Linked DNA regions of Homo sapiens: region 1 is linked to region 2. Evidence: read pairs that join two places in POLR2A ChIA-PET (ENCODE). Cell type or tissue: MCF 10A. All regions are shown on one strand. Each heading gives the region's core, and the rest is flanking DNA. Links, peaks and the distances in the headings are about the cores only.

Evidence for each region. Peaks named below come from ENCODE experiments on the same cell type or tissue, not always from the same donor. Only the 100,000 strongest peaks of a DNase experiment are listed, where the experiment ranks them.
Region 1: POLR2A ChIA-PET joins it to region 2 with 5 read pairs; 2 of 35 experiments call an interaction of 5 or more read pairs at or near these places.

The regions. Positions count from the first base shown.
Region 1 is chr14:31,730,954-31,735,357 of GRCh38, reverse strand. All of the region lies in intron 6 of NUBPL (NUBP iron-sulfur cluster assembly factor, mitochondrial), which reads right to left. Among named protein-coding and RNA genes, the nearest start is that of NUBPL, 170 kb to the right of the region's middle. In MCF 10A, for the core only: no CTCF peak of the experiment used is centred there; no DNase peak of the experiment used is centred there.
Region 2 is chr14:31,879,167-31,883,570 of GRCh38, reverse strand. No RefSeq gene overlaps it. Among named protein-coding and RNA genes, the nearest start is that of LINC02313, 63 kb to the left of the region's middle. In MCF 10A, for the core only: no CTCF peak of the experiment used is centred there; a DNase peak (open chromatin) is centred at 2,470.

The DNA of each region.
Region 1 (4,404 bases), core at 99-4,098, 150 kb after region 2:
TGACAATATCCAATCTGTAATTTTTCTACTGTTTGAAGCAGCTAACAGTTGACTTTGCCATGTTCTTCCTGGTTTGCTATTAATTGAAAAGGTAATTTAATATATATACAAATTACATAGAAATCTACTAGGTCTACATAAATGACAAAAAGAAATCAACCTAGAGCAGTAGTTGCCATCTAGGTTGCAATTCTGGTCTCACCCTACTCCAGGACATTTGGTAACGTCTACAGACATTTTTAATTGTCACAAGTAAGGCTGCTATGGACAGTTAGAAGACAGAAGCCAAAGATGCTACTAAACACCTTCTAGTACACAGGACAATCTTCTTTCCCTCCCAATACAGGATTATCTGGTCCAAAATGTCAGTAGTAAAGTCAACAAATTTGGGCCTAGAGTTAGCATGGTAGGGACTATAAAACTTAATGTCATCTGATCATCACTGACTTGTCTTCTTGGTTATAACCTGGAGGTTAAACGCCAGATCTACAAAGACCATACAGGATTCACAGAAGAGGAGTAGCTAGCAGAAACCCTGAATATCTACAGACCCATTACTGGAACCTTATCTGTGACTGAGGTATATAGTATTCTTGCTACTATTTCATGTCTTTGATTATAAATACTATACAATATTTATTTACTTATTTATGTAGGGGAAAACTCATAGACACGTATATTTATAATTCAAAAAATTCAACTAAAAAGCACAAAATAATTATAATAAACCTTGAGAAAGTAGAAGAAACTTAAAATGAAGAAATTTATGAAATATGAAACTAAAAAGCTAGAGTCTTAAATTTAACAATAAACTGTTATGAAGATATTATGTGAAGAAAAAATTTTTTTGAGAAATACTCTTTTATTTTGAAATTTGGTTTTTGAAGCTTTCTCATTTCTCATTTCATTTCCAGAACCACTGTGTGCACTGGTCTAGTCAGAGATTGTTCTCTATGTTAGATTGGAGATACTAAGGTGAAACAGCTATCAAATGTCCTGACTCTAATTCGACACTTTCTTTCATTTAATAGCCAATGTCATCCTTGGGGTGAATGAAGGACAAGAGACAGAAGTGCTCATGCTTAAAAGGACATTATTATATGGCAGATAATCTTTGTGAAGGGATATTTGGATTCTGAAGCCTTTTATGTGAAGAAAATTATAGAACAACATCACCCGTGAACATAGACAGAAAATCCTTAAAATAATAGAAAAATGATTTTAGCAAAATATAAAAATAATAATACATCATGACAAAATGATTTAATTCCAGGAATACAAGGTTGATTTAATGTAATTTATCACATTAGCAGAATAAAGGAGAAAAGCTAGATGATCACTTCAACAAATGCAGAAAAATCATTAGACAAAATTCAATAGCCATTAATAATAACAACTCTCAGCAAACTAGGAACAGAACTCTCTGAAGCTGATGGATGATGTCGATGAAATAACTACAGCTAACATTATTTACTTAGTCATGGGACATTAAATGCTTTTCCTAAGAGATCAATACAAGACGAGTAAATACATTCTCACCACTTCTACTCTACATAGTACTGAAAATCCTAGTCAGTGCACTAAGGCAAGAAAAGGAAAAGTCATAAATACTGAAAAGTGAAAGCTCTCCTATTCCTAGATGACATGATTACATATACAGAAAATCCTATGGAATCTACAGAAATTACTAGAATAAGTGATTTCAGAAATGTAGTATGACAGGTCAATATACTAAACTCAATTATGTTTCTTTGTATTAGAAACACATAATTAAAAATAAAATTAAAAAATAGAAATAAAACCAACAAAATATGTACCTTTATTAACCTATAAAATACTACTGAGAGAATTTTTTAAATACCTAAATAAATGACAAGATATATAATATTCATGGATCAGAAGACTCGACACTGTTAGGATGGCAATTCTCTCAAAATTGAGCAATAGAGTCAATATTATCCCTAGCAAAATCCTAGCAGAAATTAACAGGCTAATTCTAAAATTGCTATGGAAATATACATGATCTAAAATGCCCAAAATAATCTTTACAAACAAATCCAGAAGCCTTACTCTACAGCAATCAAGAACACGTAGTATGAGGCAGGCAACAGCATACAGAATTCAAAAGCAGCCACTCCATACGAGGGATATCTATCTATCTACCTACCTACCTATCTATATATATAAACATTTTTTTTCAACCAAGGCTTTAAGTCAATTAAATGGGGGAAAATATCTTTACATTTGGTTCTGGAAAACTGGACATCTGTATAGGAAAAAGTGAACCTCAACTTCTGTTTCACACCATACACAAAAATTAATTTGAGATGATCATAGGCTTAGACCAGAATCAAAAACCTTCTAGATGAAAACATAGAATTTCCTCACGCTTGGGATAGGCAAAGTTGTCTTAGGACCCAAAAAAGTACTAACCATAAAAGAATAGGCCGGGCGCGGTGATGCACACCTGTAATCCCCAGCACTTTGGGAGGCCGAGGTGGGCAGATCATTTGAGGTCAGGAGTTCGAGACCAGCCTGGCCAACATGGTGAAACTCTGTCTCTACTAAAAATACAAAAATTAGCTGGGCATGGTGGCGCACACCTGTAGTCCCAGCTACTTGGGAGGCTGAGGCAGAAGAATTGCTTAAACCCGGGAGATGGAGGTTGCAGTGAGCTGAGATCATGCCACTGCACTCCAGCCTGGGCTACTGAGTGAGACTCCATCTCAAAAAAAAAAAAAAAAAAAAGAGAACAAATTGATAAGCTGGACTTACAAAGTTAAAAACAATCTACCCATGAAATGACACAATTTTAAAGATAAATAAGCAAGCCAGAAACTGAGAAAATCTCTCTCTCATACACAGAATATAAAGAACTCCCACAAATCAACCATTTTTAAAACTCATTTCTGATTTTTTAAAATTCAGAATATATTTTAATTCACATTTTTAAGCACAATAAATCTTTGACAGTGTATTAAAAAAGTGTTTTTAAAAAAGATTCTGAAATATAGGCTAGCTAAATGATTTGCCCAGAGTCTGATCTAACTAATTACTTTTGAAATTGCCAAAGTTAAAGGAGTGGACAGTGAGGTCAGCATAAGTAGTAGCAGATCTAGAACCTGGGTCTTCCAGTTTCCTTTTCTTTCTTTCATTTTTTTTTTGAGACAGAGTCTTGCTCTGTCACCCAGGCTGGAGTGCAGTGGCGCGATCTCGGCTCACTGCAAGCTCTGCCTCCTGGGTTCACGCCATTCTCCTGCCTCAGCCTCCCAAGTAGCTGCGATTACAGGCACACCATGCCCGGCTTTTTTGTATTTTTAGTAGAGACGGGATTTCACCGTTTTAGCCAGGATAGTCTAGCTCTCCTGACCTCGTGATCCGCCCGCCTCGGCCTCTCAAAGTCCTGGGATTACAGATATGAGCCACCGCGTCCGGCCTCCAGTTCCCTTTTCAAAGCAAGGAACTAGAAATCTAGAGAGCTAGCTAGAATTCCAAATTCCATCCTTCCTTTATGTTATACATTTGACCAAGTTGAGAGTTTCAGAGTATCTTCTGGTGATACTCTTCTGAGGAAGGCTAGAAAAGGAGGCTGTGTTATTCCTAAATGTAAGTCATAAAAATGGATAGTTCTCAAAATGCTATTTGAGTCTAGGCTTTCAGAATACAGGGGGCATTTCCAGGAATTCAGCCTCAGCTGTCCAGCTATATAAGCTGACACATGACAGCAGTATTTGAGTTTATAATGAACAAACTGTTCTTTGTATCCATTCCTGGCATCTATCTTAGGATCTGGCAAATATTACATACTTAGTAAATGTTTTCATTAAATGGTTAAATGGAAAAAATGAGAAGTTACAGCAGAAAACTTAAGCAATCTTTGGACTATGCTACATAAGTAAAAACTGCATTAACAGCAGTGCCCACTAAGAAGTGATGCTGAAACCCAGAGGCATAAAAAATTATGTGTGTCAAATGTATTATATAAGGTAATGATGGAATTTGGAATTCAAGCTGGCTCTCTGGATTTCTGGTTCTTTGCGCTGAATATCTGTATCTCTTACCATCTTCTTTGGAGCTCCCCTTTTTATCGTTCCACATTGCATTGTGAACTGTTTATTCTGACCTATCTCCCAGTTCACTAATTCTCTTTACACCTATATCTAATCTCATGTACAACCTAATGATTAAGTTTTAAATAGTGTGTTTTTCAGTTTTACTATTATCTTACTGCTTTCATATCTGCTGGATAATTTTTAGTTTCCAGTTTGTTGCTAGATTTTTATTTTTGGCCTTATTTCTTTGAACATAGCAAATTTAGTTGCTTTATAGTCTATGTCTAACAATTCCAGTGTATCATTTTCACTGAGTCTATTTCTATCGTCTGTTGTATCTACTAGGTTTTAC
Region 2 (4,404 bases), core at 84-4,083:
AGTCAGACTGTACAACCTATGCATAATAGAAGCCCCTCAGGAGGTCACAATGATTACACATTGCTCCATTAATTTGTAGGTAGGCTGAGGAAGATAAGGGACATTCCCAAGAATTTAACTCACTCTCAAGGAGAATTTACTGACTCATTCATTCATTCACTGAGTTCTCTAATTTTGAGATTTAACATGGCCACAGTCACTTATCATCTTCCTCTTCAAACGTCCTGCTACTTTTCCTATTCCCATCTCTCCATGACTGGTACCATCTGCCCAACCACATCCAGATGTCCTGCCTTTTCTAAATCCTACTTAGGTTTCCTAGCCTGAGTTCTGGGGTCAGATGTAGGAGTTGAAAGTGGATATTTAGCAGGTGAGGCAAGTTGAAAGATGGAACAGCCTACCATGGAGGGGGCAGGTGGAGTTAGGAGGCAGGTAACTGGTAATGAACTGTGCCCTTCAAAGAGACTCTAGTAGTGAGCTAAGCATTTCTGGCCTATATGGGTGGACGATGTACGTCTGGAGGAGATCCAAACTGGCCTCCCACTCCACAGAGACAAGAACTGACTGAAATGCTTTTTTGTACAGCTTCTTGGTACACCAGAGGGTATCAGGAAGTCCTCCTGGAGATTTGTAATTGCTACGAGCATTGGCTGGCGGCTGAGAGGCTAGCAGTGAGAACTGCAAGGTGTCATATTAGACACAGGGCCACCAAAGTCCTTAGGAACTCTACAGTTCTGAACAAGCCATGTTATCCAGCCAAGCCGCAGATACAGGAATTGAATGCAGGCCTCTCCAGCCACTGCCACCGTCTTCCACCCTGAGGAGAGTAGCCACCAGAACATGTGACCTTGAGGAGTATGAAGGTCAAAGCTGGCATGCTGAGTTCAAATTGAGGCACAAATTAAAGAAACAAGGTGGCAAGTGGAAGGCAGAAAATGGGAAAATGGGGCAAGGAATCAAGGCACCAGAAAGTCAAAACCAAGAAGGGGCAGAGTTGCTCTGGATGGATTCTGAAGACTAAGTATAAATGTCTATGGGCTTTTTTATCTGCTCCTAACATTCTCTGATGTGGGCAAGCCAAGATTATTCAAATGGTTAGGACAGGGATCAAGAGCAGCAAACTGAAGGTGGTTCATGCCTGAGATCACAATTTTCACTGCAGAGTAACAGGTAAGTTCAACTGCTGAGAGAGAAAGCAAGCGAGAGAGAGAGAGAGAGAGAGGCAGAGACAGAGACAGGGACACGTATGGGTCAGGGACTCATAGAACTGTTTAGGTCTGAGACAGCCACTGTGGGAGTGGAGAGGGAGCTGACTGAGGACACACAAGCACTTCCTAGCAACGCTGTGGGCCCATTTGAAGCTGGAGACCACACATTTGTTGTAGCACCATTACACCTGAGTTTGTGGTTTTCTTGTATTGAGCAGTTTTAGAAGCAGCAGCAGATTGCAAGAGTGATACAAGCTTTGGCATTAACAAAGCAAATGCAGTGGTTACACAATAAGTTAAGGGAGTAAGGGAGAAGCAAATGAAATCATTCACTGGGTACATCTAGGTTGGAAAAGAAAGGAAGGTATGATTGTTAATTTTGTGTGTCAACTCGGCTGGGCCACAGTGTTAGATATGTGGTGAAACATAATTCTGGATATTTTTGTGAGAGTGCTTTCAAATGAGATGAATATTTAATGAGTGGACTTTTAGGAAAACAAACTGTCCCCCATGATGTGGGTGGGCCTCATCCAACCAGCTGAAGGCCTGAATAAAGATTGAACTCCCCTAAACAAGAAGGAATTCTGCCAACAGACAGTCTTTGTATTTGAACCACAACACTGGATCCTCCCTGAGTCTCCATCCTGCCAGCTCATCTTGCATATTTTGGACCTCTCAGCCTTGGTAATCATGTGAGCCAATTCCTGAAAATAAATTTCTCTTTTACTTCTATACACATCCTATTGATTCTGTGTCTCTAGAGAACCCTGACTAAAACAGAAGGTAAGTACGTAGAGAGGAGAAGGACAAGGTGACGGGACATCAAGGCACCAGAGTCCTGAACAGCACATTCAGTGAAGGTAATGGAATGTGGGAAGGATGAAAATTACTACACTCACTGTTAGGAGAGTTTCACATTTCAGATGAAGAGTGGATTTGAATGAGAACAAAACCAGAGGTGTAGAGGTAGAGAACTTGGAAACTGAACAGGCCTTTGAGACGCAGGCATTGGATGGGCTGTCCACATGCACATGAAAGCAGTGCATCAGGCTTGAGCATGAGTTTGAAGCAGAGAGAGAAGAGAAAAGATTGCAAGCCAGGATGTCAGCAGACAGGGAGGGCTGCCTGGTAAAATTCTTCGATATCATCTGCAGCAAATGTCTAACTCCTTCGCATGGCATGAGTGCTCTGCATAACCTGGCCCTTTGTACCTTCCAGCTCAACTTTTCTCAGTCCAGACCAGCGAGTCATCAGCCACGCTGACCTTGTCTGTGGTCTGGAAGCTCTCATCATGCAACTTCTGCACATTCCATTCTTCTTGCCTGGCATTCTGCTCCTGGCCCCAACCATCTCTATATATACTGAAGGCTTCAAATAAACCCAAAAAGAATTCTCAATTTGATAAACATTCCTAATATACCAAAGGCCATCTGGGTAATTGTCTCCTAAAGGTTAGGAAAAGTTCATCCTATCCTTAGTAATTAGTTGTTCCTTAAATAAAGCAACCTTCACTTTTCTTGGAATTGTAGTTTCTACAAATCCTTTAAAAAGTTTCAGGCTACTCAATCTCAATCACATCCCAGTATTTGAGCATTGTGGATTCAATACAGGTAGCATAAGATAATCGTATTAATTACTTGCAGAGATGATGATAAGCCTGCAGCAGGTGACAACGAGTGGACTCACCTCCAAGCTCTTCATTTTTTGCATACCTGTGTCCATTGCCATCTCTCTGCCAGATTTCCAGTTTCAATGTTTAGTGCAAATATATGCTTTTTGCACTGACTTCTTGTACTAGTCTTGATTTTCTTCCTATAGCCTTTCTTGAACTTAGTATGTGATTTTAAAATTGGTGAATAATATATGAGCCTGGTTTTAATGTTTAAAGTATGAGGCAGTTCAATAAACAGATGAGGAGATAGATGCTCCTCAATTACATTGATTCATGGCTTTCCAACTGATAACTAGATCAGAGACTTTGGCAACAAAATTCAAGGAATGAGGCATTACATAAATAAATTTTTTCCTTGGCTGAGAAAAATTTACCCCTTGGACTCATTTTCTTCCCTCCATAATAATTGTATGGGGATGGGGACAGACGTTAGGGGACTGGAGCAACTCCACAGCAAGAGGCTACCCTCACGTGTTTGTTCATCTTCCCAAACCACTGTCACCAAGTTCTCCCTAGTGATACAGAGAGCATCATTACACAGTTCCACCTGTGGATAGTCTTCAACAGGTGACCCTTCTTTTTACAATTAAGCAAGCTGAAGTTCTTCATGGCAGAAATATGATTTCTTTTATGATTATGAAAAGTATGATTATTTTCTTCCTTAAACTAATTGTTTTCTTCCTTAAACTAAATTCGGCTTCCTTCTTCCTTCCTTAATAAACTTCTCATTCACCGTGAAATTGAAAACACAGCCTTTTCCTGATGACCAGATGGCCCAGCAAATTTAATCACTTCAAGCACTCCACACTTCCTCTCCACTACCCTCCATCCATGGTGGGGAAATGAAGAAGCAAATTCCTCATTTCTTCCAGATGCCAACCTCTCTTGTGAACTTCCCCCAACCACTATTATAAAAGCCAGATATACATGAGCAATGAAGTTGAAGAAAGAAAATATTTCTTTTTTTTTTTTTTAAGGCAGATTCTCGCTCTGTCGCTCAGGCTGGAGTGCAGTGGTGCGATCTCAGCTCACTGCAAGCTCCGCCTCCTGGGTTCAAGCGATTCTCCTGCCTCAGCCTCTGGAATAGCTGGGACTACAGGTGCGTGCTACCACACCCGGCCAATTTTTTGTATTTTTAGCAGAGACGGAGTTTCACCGTGTTAGCCAGGATGGTCTCCATCTCCTGACCTCATGATCCTCCTGCCTCGGCCTCCCAAAGTGTTGGGATTACAGGCGTGAGCCACTGTGCCCGGCCGGCCTAAGTATTTCTTTAAAGCTATAAAATAAAACAAATCTTCCAAATGAGGGAAATGGTAAATAAATAAAATAAGTCAAAATTATATTCTTGATTAATGTTTAATTCAACAAGAATGCCACTCAAATTCATTCTAATTTATCTGGAATACTTGTTTGAATTAAAATGTCCTTTCAAATTCATATCTAGTACTCCAGAAAGTAAAGCAAATAAATTTTGATGGATAATGTAGGGCAATGAGTATAGAGTCTTCCCCACATCAATTGATA